Linked DNA regions of Mus musculus: all the other regions are linked to region 1. A link is a contact called in ENCODE Hi-C or POLR2A ChIA-PET data. All regions are on one chromosome and are shown on one strand. Each heading gives the region's core, a stretch centred on a gene start or an enhancer-like site at or near the end of the contact. The rest is flanking DNA. Distances are from core to core; before and after follow the strand shown. Region 1 holds the start of Dusp1 (dual specificity phosphatase 1). Region 2 holds the start of Crebrf (CREB3 regulatory factor). Region 3 has its middle 13 kb from the start of Atp6v0e. Region 4 overlaps Ergic1 (endoplasmic reticulum-golgi intermediate compartment (ERGIC) 1).

What was found. A loop is a pair of places that touch in the nucleus more often than their neighbours do. ChIA-PET counts read pairs that join two places held with the same protein, here RNA polymerase II (POLR2A).
Region 2: POLR2A ChIA-PET joins it to region 1 with 28 read pairs in Patski. The contact joins the promoter of Crebrf here to the promoter of Dusp1 in region 1. POLR2A ChIA-PET finds 5 or more read pairs at or near these places in 3 of 5 experiments (Patski and embryonic stem cell).
Region 3: POLR2A ChIA-PET joins it to region 1 with 38 read pairs in Patski. The contact joins the enhancer-like site here to the promoter of Dusp1 in region 1. POLR2A ChIA-PET finds 5 or more read pairs at or near these places in 4 of 5 experiments (Patski and embryonic stem cell).
Region 4: POLR2A ChIA-PET joins it to region 1 with 56 read pairs in Patski. The contact joins the enhancer-like site here to the promoter of Dusp1 in region 1. A Hi-C loop is called at or near these places in 17 of 37 maps with a recorded cell type or tissue (CH12.LX, Patski, adrenal gland and 4 more). POLR2A ChIA-PET finds 5 or more read pairs at or near these places in 3 of 5 experiments (Patski and embryonic stem cell).

What each region holds. Positions count from the first base shown.
Region 1 is chr17:26,507,062-26,510,171 of GRCm38, reverse strand. It overlaps Dusp1 (dual specificity phosphatase 1), which reads left to right and starts at 1,700. Exons shown (of 4, transcript NM_013642.3): 1 at 1,700-2,215; 2 at 2,453-2,598; 3 at 2,968-3,110. The coding sequence starts at 1,849.
Region 2 is chr17:26,714,069-26,717,178 of GRCm38, reverse strand. It overlaps Crebrf (CREB3 regulatory factor), which reads right to left and starts at 1,529. Exons shown (of 9, transcript NM_029870.2): 1 at 1,405-1,529.
Region 3 is chr17:26,661,515-26,664,624 of GRCm38, reverse strand. No RefSeq gene overlaps it. Among named protein-coding and RNA genes, the nearest start is that of Atp6v0e, 13 kb to the left of the region's middle. Within about 2 kb of position 1,526, at least 2 of the 3 ENCODE cell types and tissues checked have a DNase peak (open chromatin) inside an H3K27ac peak, as active enhancers do.
Region 4 is chr17:26,644,106-26,647,215 of GRCm38, reverse strand. The region is part of intron 9 of Ergic1 (endoplasmic reticulum-golgi intermediate compartment (ERGIC) 1); the gene reads right to left. It overlaps Gm41553 (a long non-coding RNA gene), which reads right to left. Exons shown (of 2, transcript XR_876696.2): 2 at 1-3,110. Among named protein-coding and RNA genes, the nearest start is that of Gm41553, 4.0 kb to the right of the region's middle. Within about 2 kb of position 1,640, at least 1 of the 3 ENCODE cell types and tissues checked has a DNase peak (open chromatin) inside an H3K27ac peak, as active enhancers do; it is heart, where a contact is called at or near this core.

The DNA of each region.
Region 1 (3,110 bases), core at 451-2,950:
GGCTCCTTCTAGGAAGGGAAGAGGGCAGAACTCCACAGCGACCAGCAGACCTCTGACTTCAGTGCCCAACCATGCCACTGTACTCATATAAAAAGGTCTTTTTGAAAAGTTTGGGTAGAGAAGGGTATAATGAATGGCCTTGCAAAAACAAAAATAAAAGGAAAATTTGAAGTTGGTATGCAGTTTGAAAAGGCAGCAGCTGTAACATTTTATGATTCAATGCAAAAAATATGTTGAGGTCCTCAGCTGAATAAGTAGAATAAACAAATAATTTTTTTCTTTCTGTCGCTCTTCTGAGATGTAGGGAGGGTGGTGTTATCTGAAGATTTCTTTGCTGTTCTTTTAGGATCAATGCTCAAAGGAATGTAAAAACGCCCTTTAAAAATAACGTATTCTGAATTTACAGAAGAATCTAGGCAGAGCGCAAGAGCTAAGAGAGGCCAAAGCGGACGTTGCTGGGCAAAGACACATGGTAGTAAGACACCTCCCCTTGCAAAGAGGAAGAAACCGCAGAATGTTCCTGACTCGGCACCCCTTCAGAGTGGTGCAATGTTTATGTTTGTGTATCCAACTCCGTGGTGTTGCGGCGGACTCACTGCCTACCCTGTAGTCATGGAGTTTTGTGGAAGGACACACACACACACACCATTTCGGTCTTCCCAGGTGTGATGAGTACAGTTTGTCCCACAGAGTGGCGGATTCAAGGCTCTTGGCCCTGAGTCCTTGGTGTGCTCAGCTTCTGTTCAGTGGAGATGAAAGGCACGAGGGCAGATGCCTTTAATCCTTAGTAAGTCAGGGACAGGAGGATCTCTATGAGTTCAAGACTAGCCAGAGCTACACAGCAAGATCCTCTCTGAAACAAACAAAACAAAACAAAAGAAAGTTGTGTTGGGGGACAGAGGAGCAGCGGCTAGCAGCATCCTCTTGATGCCACGCGACGACAATGTTCTGGGCCGTCCCTAGGCGGCGCTGTGGAGCTCTACCCAAGTCTCCCCCACCCCACCCCCCCAACCCCAATGTTAAACCTGGGCTCCAAAGATCTTGCAACCCTCCTCCCTTTGCTCCAAGTAAGTCCTCTAGGGACCACCGCGGTAAAGATAACACTCCGGGGTGGGGGGTGGGAACTAACTGGAAGCATTCCCTTGTTCAGCGTAAAACTTTTAAAGTGACATTCAAGAAGGACGTCTCAACTCTCGCCATTTGTCCTCGGTATAGCCAGAGGGCTATAGACCGAATTAGTCATCTCTCACTACCCACTCCCCTTTCCCGCTCAGCTCGCCACGCCCACCACTCCAGCAGCCAGAGCCGGGCCAGCTGAGAACGTGATACCAGGAGTGGCCCCGCTCGTTCGGCGGAGACCCGCGGAGGGGAGCAGGGCAGGTGTCCTCAGGCCGCGCGTCCTGGCCACCCGGGCTGGCAGCGCGCCGTCCTGCCTGCGAGCCCAGAGGACAGGAGGGTGGGGGCCGGGCTGCGAGCCAGCGCTCAGAGCCGAGAGGCTCCTAGGCCGATGACGTCTTTGCTTTTGGCTTTGGCGGCGCCAAGCTCGGTAGGGCGGGTGACGTCACCGCCCGGTCACGTGTCTGCCATTCAAACAAACAAACCGTTCTCCCCCACCCCCACCCCACCCCCCGCTTCTGTGCCGCGCCCGGGACCGCCCCCGAGAGGCTACATAAAACCGCGCTCCGTCGGACGAGCGCGCAGTGAAGGACTGGCGGGAGGAAAGCGCGGTGAAGCCAGATTAGGAGCAGCGAGCACTTGGGGACTTAGGGCCACAGGACACCGCACAAGATCGACCGACTTTTTCTGGAGAACCGCAGAACGGGCACGCTGGGGTCGCTGGGGCTGGCCATGGTGATGGAGGTGGGCATCCTGGACGCCGGGGGGCTGCGCGCGCTGCTGCGAGAGGGCGCCGCGCAGTGCCTGTTGTTGGATTGTCGCTCCTTCTTCGCTTTCAACGCCGGCCACATCGCGGGCTCAGTGAACGTGCGCTTCAGCACCATCGTGCGGCGCCGCGCCAAGGGCGCCATGGGCCTGGAGCATATCGTGCCCAACGCTGAACTGCGTGGCCGCCTGCTGGCCGGAGCCTACCACGCCGTGGTGCTGCTGGACGAGCGCAGCGCCTCCCTGGACGGCGCCAAGCGCGACGGCACCCTGGCCCTGGCCGCGGGCGCGCTCTGCCGAGAGGCGCGCTCCACTCAAGTCTTCTTTCTCCAAGGTACGCTCTAGCTCTGGCAGGACTTATGCCATCAGCTAGGGAAGGGGCGTCCCACCTGGAGTATGGGGGCGCCGGCGTCCAGTCTCCAGGGGCTTGTCAGTGGCTTTGTTTCACTCCCATAACAAAGACTTCCTTAAGCCTTCCTTGTAAACTCGCAGCCCCTGGTGGGTGAGTGGCTTGTCTCCAGGTACTGTGTCGGTGGTGCTAATGAGAAAATATGTACCTTTGTATTCTCAGGAGGATATGAAGCGTTTTCGGCTTCCTGCCCTGAGCTGTGCAGCAAACAGTCCACCCCCACGGGGCTCAGCCTCCCCCTGAGTACTAGTGTGCCTGACAGTGCAGAATCCGGATGCAGCTCCTGTAGTACCCCTCTCTACGATCAGGTTAGTAGGAGTCCGGGTCCATGCAGGGCAGGGAGGTGGCAGAGCTGGCAGAGGTCTAGGAGGATTGTGCCAGGAGGATATAGAAAGCGGCTGCAGCTTTATTTATACTAGCGGGGACACGAGGATCTTTAGTCCATCATGAAGCAATTGGATGGAGCTGAGTCTCCCAGTTGCTGGCACGGAAGAGCTTGTTGGCTCTGTCCAGGCCAATGGGCTTGATTCTTTACGAATATTTTAATATGTCAACAGCAGTGCTGAGGTCACCAGTTTCAGAAACTCCCGTTTTCAGCGGGGAGTTTTTGTGGGCATGGGTACTGGTGCTCACGCTGGACGAGCTTGACGAATGCTGGACTGTTTTTTTGACTTCAGGGGGGCCCAGTGGAGATCCTGTCCTTCCTGTACCTGGGCAGTGCCTATCACGCTTCTCGGAAGGATATGCTTGACGCCTTGGGCATCACCGCCTTGATCAACGTCTCAGCCAATTGTCCTAACCACTTTGAGGGTCACTACCA
Region 2 (3,110 bases), core at 280-2,779, 210 kb before region 1:
ATACTGGATAGACAAAAGTCTAAAGACTCATCAGACCTAAATACTTTTCTCAAGGCTGTTTTCTCATTAAGTATGTTAGCTTCCAATTTATGTGAGCAAGGGAGGCAAATTAAGACTTGAAACACAAGGGCCTGATCTTTGGAAGATATCCACGTTTTTTTTTTTGTTTTTGTTTTTGTTTTTTTTGGGGGGGGGGTGGATAGAAACGCCGCTCACTCAATTTTGTCTGCTTTTCCAGTCCCAATTTTCTCTTTGCAATACCCAGAAAAGCAGAAGTTCCTCTGAATGCCTGCCTCTACACGGGAGACCTGGTACAGAAACACACCCCTAACTACAGAAATACCTCCTTAAGGTAGTCTTAAGATTCAGGCCTGCTCAGAAGTAGCAAAACGGTTTGTTTTCTTGGGTTAAAGGTGGGCGATTAAAGGGTTTGGTGGCAGGATCTACCAAGCAGCGGAGAGCCGACCAAGAAGGAGACGCCAGAGACCAAGCTTCATCTAGACCCAGGAACCGCCCCCTGGGAGGCTAGACTGCCCTCGCTACTTCCCTGGCCGCCTCCACTCGGGAGCGGCTGAGCCGGGTCAGGCTCCTCCGGGCATCTTCCGGGTCCCTCCGGGACTCTAGCCCACACCCAGCCCGCCCGGCCCGCGCCCCGCTCGGCTCGGCTCCTCGCCCTTTGCCCCGTCTCCGCCCCGCTCAGTGACAACCCCCGTCCCCAGGCCCGTCCCCTCCCATCTAATATGGCCGCCCTGTCGGACCAACCCCCAGCACAGCCTAACTTACTGGGGGGGAGGGGGGGCGCGGCACCGCCTCCCTGCGCCCATTGGCGCCACGGACCCCGTCTGCCTCCTCCATTGGACAGCACCGGCCGCCACTCGACAGCGAGGGCTCCGCCTCCGGGCTTTTCAAGCTGCTTAGAGAGGACATATAAACAAATCCCGAGAGGGAGGCCCCAGTCCCGCAGCCTCCGGGGAGGGGCCGGGGGGAACAGCAGCCCCACGACGCCCCTGCCCAGAGTTCTCCCGGTCCGCTCCTCCGTCCGGAGCCTTCTGAACACTAGCTGTGCCGGTCTCCCTCACACGCCCCTCTCCTCTCCTCTCCTCCCTCCCGGCCCCTCCCACCCGCTCGCCGCTCTGACAGGCCGGCTGCCGGCAGTCGCGATCCCTGGTTCCCGGGAGCGCAAAGGGCACGGCCCTAACGGGGTCGCCCGCCGGCGCGCGCCCGCCCTTTATATAACCGTCGGCCGCGGGGGCAGCCCGATTCGGCTCGCATCGGCGACCCCGTTCCGCGCGCCCTCGGCCCGGCGGCCCCCGCCCCGCTCTCCCGGAGCCGGGCACCCGCGCCTCTCACCCGCGGTTCTCTGCCGCTGCATCCCGCCCGCCCGTGCGACCGCTCGGCATTCACCTGAGGCTGAAGGCGGTTCAGGCACTGGATCCGGCCGCGCTTACGCGGCCGCGGGCCGTCTCCATGCTGCCTCGGTTTGTTTTGTTTATGTCCTTCCTGACGGGTTCCCGGAAATCGCGTGACTCGCCCCCCTCACGTGGGCCGCGGCGAGGAGGAGGAGGGAGGCGGGGGCCCGCCGCCCCAGGCCAATCGCGAGGCGCCCTGAAGTCTGGCCAATCAGAGGCTCGGCCGGGCTAGCGCCCGTCACGTGACACCAGAGGGGCGGGTTGCTGGGGAAAACCAGGAAGAGAGGGCGGAGCGGGGGCTAGTAGGCTGCTGCTGAGCGTGGGCGTGGGCCGCTGGGGATAGCGAGCAGTAAGCTCGCGTTCGTGCGTGATGTTCTTTTCAGAGGCTTCCATATTCAGTCTGTAGCCTCAGAACTAAGATGAAGGCCAAGGAGTCCAAATGCCCACTTTACAGTTTAACTGAACCACGGGGGATTACAGGAATATTAATTAGTAGGGGGCTGCATCGACATTCTGTTTAGTAAATGACGTTCCTGTTCCCCGATTGAATTGGCCTTCAGTTGTTTGTTCATTCATCAACTCATATTTATTGAGTCTGGATCCCCAGACCCTGAGTCGGCTGCATACATCTTTGGGATAGGACCTGTATTCAGCTGTAGAAACTGCTACTAGATGCTTTATGGACAAGACTGTCTAACCTGTGATAATGTGATGATTTACGCCTCTTAATCCTGTTGATATTTTATCGGATGTGTAGTTTGTGGTAGGTTCATTATCCCAAATAGTTCTCCGAACAGACACATACGATAAGAGAACTATTTAAAAAAAATACAAAAACAAACCTCAGGAGAATTATTGTTCAAGGAAACAACCTACCTAATTATAGCAGCCTGTGTTTCCAGAAATCTCTTTAGACTCTGGACCCTCCTGTCTTAGTCTTCTGGGTGCAGGGTTACTGGTCTGCACCCGCACACACATATGGACACAGAAAAACATACTTTCTTAAGCATAGGAAAAGAAGACTAAAGGACAGAGAAACCTCATCAGATTCCCTTCAAATAACAGTTTTCCCTTGGGAGTACTCGGGGTTTCAAAGCAGGCGAGGATGTAGGAAGGGGGTATTGTGATTGACCCCTGTGATCTCAGCACTGGAGATAAGGAAGCAGGAAGATTGAAGTGTGTTCTTAGCTACACTGAATTGCATGCCCGGATAAGACCAAGTCTCAAAGTAACCTTCCGCTCCCCGCCAAATTAAGACTCCCCCTCCCCCATGCACAAAGACTCAGGCAAGTGGTAGATCAGTGGTTCTCAACCTTCCTAAAGTTCCTTATGTTGTGGTGACCCCAACCATAAAATTATTTTCATTGCTACTTCAAAACAATAATTCGGCTACTGTTATAAATCGTAATATAATGTGTTTTCTGATAGGCTTAGACTACCCCTGTGAAAGGGTCATTGGACCTCCAAAGGGGTCACAATCCACAGGTTGAGAACCATTGTGGTAGCGTCTCACTATCACCATCATGGTCTGGGATGAGAGGTGATGACATACACCTGTGACTTCAGCACTGGGGAGCCTGAGGCAGGTGTGTCTCTGTTCAGGGTGAGTGTGAACTACATTGTAATTTGCTCCCTGGTTCAAAAGCAAGCAACCATGGATTTGGGGATAAAAAGTCTGCCTAGATCATAATCCTGACAAAG
Region 3 (3,110 bases), core at 277-2,776, 150 kb before region 1:
ATAGATGGGACCCAGGCCTGGAACTCCAGGAGTCAGGGATCAGAGGAGAGAAATACCCAGAAAAGGAGTCTGAGACGTTGCCAGCAACTGTAAGCATAAGCATGCTTATATGGAGGTGGTGGTGCCACCTCCAATGAATGTGGCCACTGGATTTAGCCACACAGGTTACTGATAACCCCAGCCTAAGCAGCTGGGACAGGGATGAGACTGGAGAGCATCCACGAGTGAATGGGAACACAGGGTAGTCCTCTCTCTGTCTATCTCTCTTTGTGTCTGTCTGTCTTTTGAGACAATGTCTCCTTGCTGTCCTGGAACTTGCTCTGTAAACCAGGCTGGCCTGAGAGAGTCTCATGCTCCTATCTCCTGAGTGCCAGGAATTAAAGCATAGATCACTATGCTTGGCAGGTGGAGACGACTCTTTTGAGAAACCGGACTATGAAATGAGGAACAGAGCAGTAGCAGGAAGGATATGTGGAGAAAGAAGAGAATATGAATTTTCCAGCTTGTTTGCAAAGGAGAGCGATTTGCAAGGTTGCGGTGGCCTGAAGACTCTTGACGTTCTCCTTTATATAAGGCAAACATTTTCAGGTTCATATTGGTTTTTCAAGACAGGGCCTCTCTATATAGCTCTGACTATCCTGGAACTGGATCTGTGTAGACCAGGCCGGCCTCAAACTTAATTTGTATGCCTCCTCAGTGCTGGGATTAAAGGCCTATGTATAATGATGTGTATACGTCTGTATGTCACATGACTGCAGTGTCCATAGGGCCCAGGGCATGGAATCTCCCTGCAGCTGGAATTACAGGCAGTTGTACGCTGCCAGACATGGGCGCTGGGCGCTACACTCAGTTTCTCTGTAAGAGCAGTGCGCACTCGGAACTGCCCAGCCCGGCCTGCCTATCACTGGCCTCGCCACTCTTTCCACTTCACTCGTTATATTTTTTACTAATTTACCTCTCAACCATCAGATGTCCATCCAATACGCAAAGCCCCTCACTTTATCTCACTTCATTCCCTAAAACAATGGTCAGATCTGTACCTGGAGACAGTCTGCTTGTGATAAGGGCAAAGGGGACTCAATGCACTGTAGTGGCTCTGGTCTAGCTTGTCGGCAGTCACTCTGCCGCCTTGCTGAGGTCTCGGGGTATGTGACTCCTGCAGGATTTCATGATAACGAGGTGCATGAGCTATACGCCCTTGAGTAACTAGAACTCGAGGACCTTTGGATGTACCTGGTCCTTGCGAATGGGCATAGAGCAGACGCTCTACTTCTGCCGCAGTTTCTTGGACAGCCGGGAAGACAAGGTCTTTCAGAGCATGTAGGAGGGGGCATAGAGATGGTGTTTGAGGTTTATGCTGCGGTCCGAAGTCACCAAGGGATGGAACTGCCTACAATCTGGGTCCTGGCGGAACCACTACTACCCACCGGTTCCGGTTCCGGTGGCGTGCATTGCAGGCCCGGAAATGACATTTCTTGTAGCTCAAGCACAGAAGGGACGCGAGTCTGCGCTTCCTGCCTCAGGAAAGCAGAACAGCGCCCCCTGCGGCTGGAGTTGAGTCTCGGCATGTTCTCTCCGTGTAGCGGAGTAGGCAGGACCTCAGGCTGGAGCCCCTAATGGAACCGCTTTGTAGGGCCTGAAACAGAAGCTCATCGATGCTTCTCTGGCTTCAGTTTCTGGTTTTGTGTCGGGGACCGAACCCAGGGCTTTGGGACCCTTTCTAGCTTGGCTTGGTGTCTCATTCCTACTATTCCAGTACTGGGGAGGTGGAGAGCCCAGAGGATCAAAAGTTAAGAGCTGGCCTGGAGTGTATGAGACCCTTTCTCATAAATCAGCCAACCAACCAAGATATATCTGTTGGGTACTTCGACAGGCATTAGCCGGCTCGGATACCACTGAGGATGGACTCTGTCCAAATCTGCTTGGCCTCCCACCTCCTGCTTCCTTGATGACACACCCATTTTAAGATAGAGAAGCACTGCAAATTGCCCCTCTTTAAAATGTAAAATTTCAAAGGAAAGGGAGGATGCCCAGTAAACTAGGCTAAAAGCCCACCTTGCTTGCCATGACACCTCGGGCATTATTCCCAGAAGACAGCTCTTCCCTCACCCATTTACCCCACACCCGCACAAGCTGCTCTGAGACCTCCGTTGCCCAGCCTGCAACCTTTTCTTGGCCTTTTCTTACATCTCTCCTCCCGGCTGCCACAGCTGAGATTTACAGCCCACAAGATGGTTCTCAACTTCTTTTTGAGTCCATTTTAACAAAAATTATTTTTATCAAGACGAAGACCCACCTCCTATTTCCCAGCAACCCTTTTATCACTGAGCCACATGCAGCCCCAGTTCCTTGATGATGTCTTTTTAGTTTCTCTCCATTCCCAAACACCTCACCCCCAAACTTCACCCCCCCTTTCCCACCACAAAGGAGTCTGTAGAAATTACATGGGTTTCAAATGGAAAAAGAAAAAGAAAAAGAAAAAGAAAGAAAAATGAAAAAGGAAAGAAAAGGACATGACTGCTCCCAGGAACAGTGAAGGAGAAAGTTTATTGTAGATAAAAGGGAGACATAGCCAGAGGCGGACATAGCTGGAAGAGTCCAGGCTAGAACTGACCCTGAACCATGGGAAGATGGAAAGGGGAAGAGGAAGGGAGAGAGAGGAACCAAGTGCAGCAGTCGGGAGGCCAAAGGTACAAAAAGGAAGGGTGGGTAACCAGAATGTCTGGATTATATAGGGAAGAGTCTCTGGGGGGAAGCAGCACAGCTTGATTTCAGGGTAGAGGGCAGGGCTTGCCAGCCATACCATGTAAAGCATCCTGAGGGGTGCTGGGAGAACCTGGAGGCCAGGTGCACTGTAATATGTTAAGTAGGTACCTCAGTCAGGGTTTAAACTTAACAGATATATACTGCACAGTTGCTCTCAGCATCCTGGTCACAGAACCTCCATCTATGGCTATTCAAGTCCATTCCATCATAATGTTCACTTGGCATATATATGTATATGTATATCCTATGCATGTCCTCCTGCATAATCATATCTAGATATAGCAACTAGTACACTGTAAAGGCTGTATGAGTTTTGATACTGTATTGCTTAGGACATGAAAAGA
Region 4 (3,110 bases), core at 391-2,890, 140 kb before region 1:
TTTCTCACTCAGTGCTGTGACTGTGCCAAAGGGGAGAAGACGGCTCGTCCAAGGTCATGCAGCCATTAAGAAAGCAGGCATCACCGAGCCTGGGTTCGAGAGGTTGCAGGCCTGTTTTTCCTATTAGACCACCTTGTCCCGCCCTTCAGTGCATCTCCTTGTATATGGTGAACTTCTAAGCCTATTGTATTTGTTTTCTTGGTTTTTCTATGAGGGCCTTCCACAGCAAATATCCTGCAATCAGGATATCTGAAACCCCTGCTTACAGACGTTGGTAGGTTAGAAGCTTCGCATCATTGAAAACCCCACCCCACCTCCCATGGTGCCCACTGCCTGCTTTCCTATCCCTCTCACCCTGTAGAACCGACTTTAGAGACCTGAGTGTGAGACCTTCCCCCTCATTCTGCCCCATTCCGTCCACCTGCCCTGCACACAGCTCTCCAAAAGACCCCTTTGCACTCAGCTGCCCCAGATGGGACAGATCCCAAGGCCCCTGCACATCCCAGCCCTGAATCATGGAGCTTCTGCTTTGGGTTTTGTTCTGTCCTGCACATCACAGTGATGGTACGGGAGGGGACCAAGGTGTGCACACTTGTAGCTCTTGGTTCAGGGAAGAGAAGCAGGCAGAGGAGAGAATCCAGCCATTCGGAGGAGGGTGTGAGACTGTTCCCTGTCCAGGTAGCAAAGTGGCCCTTTCTTAACTTATATAACCTTAGATGAGTGTAAAACTCTGTCCCCCCAACCGTGTGTGTGTGTGTGTGTGTGTGTGTACAGAAACATGCACACACGCGTGTGCCAGACCCCTAGGAGCCATCTATCTTAGGACAGGGTCTCTCTCTGGTTGGGAACATGCTGAGCAAGCCGGCTGGCCAGTGAGGCCCCAGGAGCCAGCTGTTTCTGCCTCCCAGCTGTGAGGTTGCAAACACACACCACCATACCCCAACTCTTTTCAAGCAAGCTAATGCCTCAGACCTACCCACCAACCAAATGAAACTAAGCCAAACAGTGCTAGGGGCCAAACACCAGCTTCCTGCCTGCTAAGTGTGCGCTCTTCCACTGAGCTATGCCCCAGTCCTGCTGGTTCCAACCAACTCTTCCGGCCTCCTCAGCTCTTGCTATGAAAGGCAGGCAGACACCCAACAGACGCAGGTCCCGGCAAACCTCACTGGTGTCTTCTGTACCAAGAGGGTCATGACTTCCAGGGCCTCTGTGGCTGTGCCACTCTTGAGAGCCCTTGCTTGTGAAGATGGATGTGGTGAGGAGAAGATGTTGGTGGGCACGGGGCTCAAGTCCCAGCTCATCATTTACGAGCTGTGTGGTCTTGGAAGAGTTTCTTTACTTCTCTGAGCCTTAGTTGAACTCATATCTAAAACACAAACTAGAATCTACTCAGAGGTTCCTGGGAAGGTTAAGGGCTAATTACAAAATTGCCTGATACGTGGCAGGCACTTAATAAAGGTAGTCACTATCACCTCCGTAAGCAGCTGTCCCTTACACATCTGTGAACACTGAGTCTGGGCCAGGCCCTGTGCTGCAATCTGGGGACACTGATAAGTGAATCATGACACCCAGAGGCTATAACTGGCCCTGGCAGCTGTGAGGTACAATCTCCAGCATGGGGCATGGGGCATTCTTCTCCTGGGAAGAAAAGCAAGGTGTGGGGGGGGAGCGTGACAGTGGGAAGAATATAAGTGGGTGGGGCTTACTCCAGCAAAATTCCCTCATCTGGCGGCCCCTAAGTGTCTCTTCAGTTGAAACAGCCGCATGATAGCGTTCAAAGGGCGCATGCCATCAGCCGCTGTACTTTCTGGTGGGCGAGAGCTCTTACAGTCACCAACTCAATTTGTCACCTTAAGGCTTCTGGGTATTCCCTCTCTCAGATAAAATAAGTCATGCAAAGACAGAGATCTGACACCTCAAGTCACCCAATCTGTCACCACACCCACTTACAGGCAATCTCAGCTGACAGCAGGAGGGGGGGCTGGGACAGATATGGAGGAGTGGGGGTGGGGGAGATGTAGGCACGTGCACACTGCCAAATGCAAGGCTTATTCTTTTTGGGGAAGAATGCTCTGGTAACAGGTGTAGGTTTGACTGAGGTGTTGTGAGGTCCAGAGAGAGAAGCCTTGGGCAGCCTGGTACTGGGTGTGGTAGGGCATGTCCTCTGCAGACTGACTCTGAAGAGTCCAGAATCAGCCAGGTATCAGGTATGTGAAAAAGCTCTGCCCCTTATGCCATCCACAGCTGCTGCCCTTCCTCTGAAGTCGTCACATGACATCTTGGCCTAAGCACCCCCCCACACCCAGGGCTATTTGCAGAGGGCACTCACTTGGAGTTTAGAGCTTCGCACGCAAGTGTTTGGTATTAAGAGCCGAGGAAGAGAAGTCCGCGGCAGGTGTCTCCACTATGCCACAGCACCACCCACCCTCCACAGGCTCCAGGGGTCTTTGTGCAGTGTGTCTGAGAGCCAGCAGCATCCTCACATCTGCTGTCTCTTGACAAGAGGCTTTGAAGCTCCACAATGACGCAATCTGCCAGGAGCCAGCTGGTTCAGGAGCTGACCCCTACAGTTGTCATGGCAACCAAGATGGCAGCCTGAGGCCTTCCAGAAACAAACCAAGTTAATGTCAGGAGGTTCCATGGAGTGGTGTGGTTAGCAAGCCTGAGGATTTATGGGGCCTCATTCCAGCAGAAGTGGACCCAATGGTGACGGTTGACAGGTTGGGGGGCGTTGGGGGGGGAGATCTTCCCTGTGGCTTGTGGAACCTCCAGTTCTTGAAAGGTCAATGGCTCACCTTGACCTAACAGGGTCTCTCCCAAGGAGAGAGCTGGTTGGCCTTGGAAAGGCATGCTGGATTGGTGTCTCTGAAAACACAAGGCCCTTTCCAAGACAGCCTTCTTCTCCCTTTATGTCAGGGCTTTGCTGAAGAGGTGTGAGGGCCTCCTCTCTGCCGCTGTGGAACCTGGGAGCAGGGATCTCCTGGCACAGTGCTCTCTCTCTCTCTGTTGTTTTTACTTTAGATGCAGGAGTACTTGGCCATATGTATACACAGCGCCATGTGCATGTGTGTCCACAAGAGACCAGAGGAAGGTGTTAGATCCCAGAACTG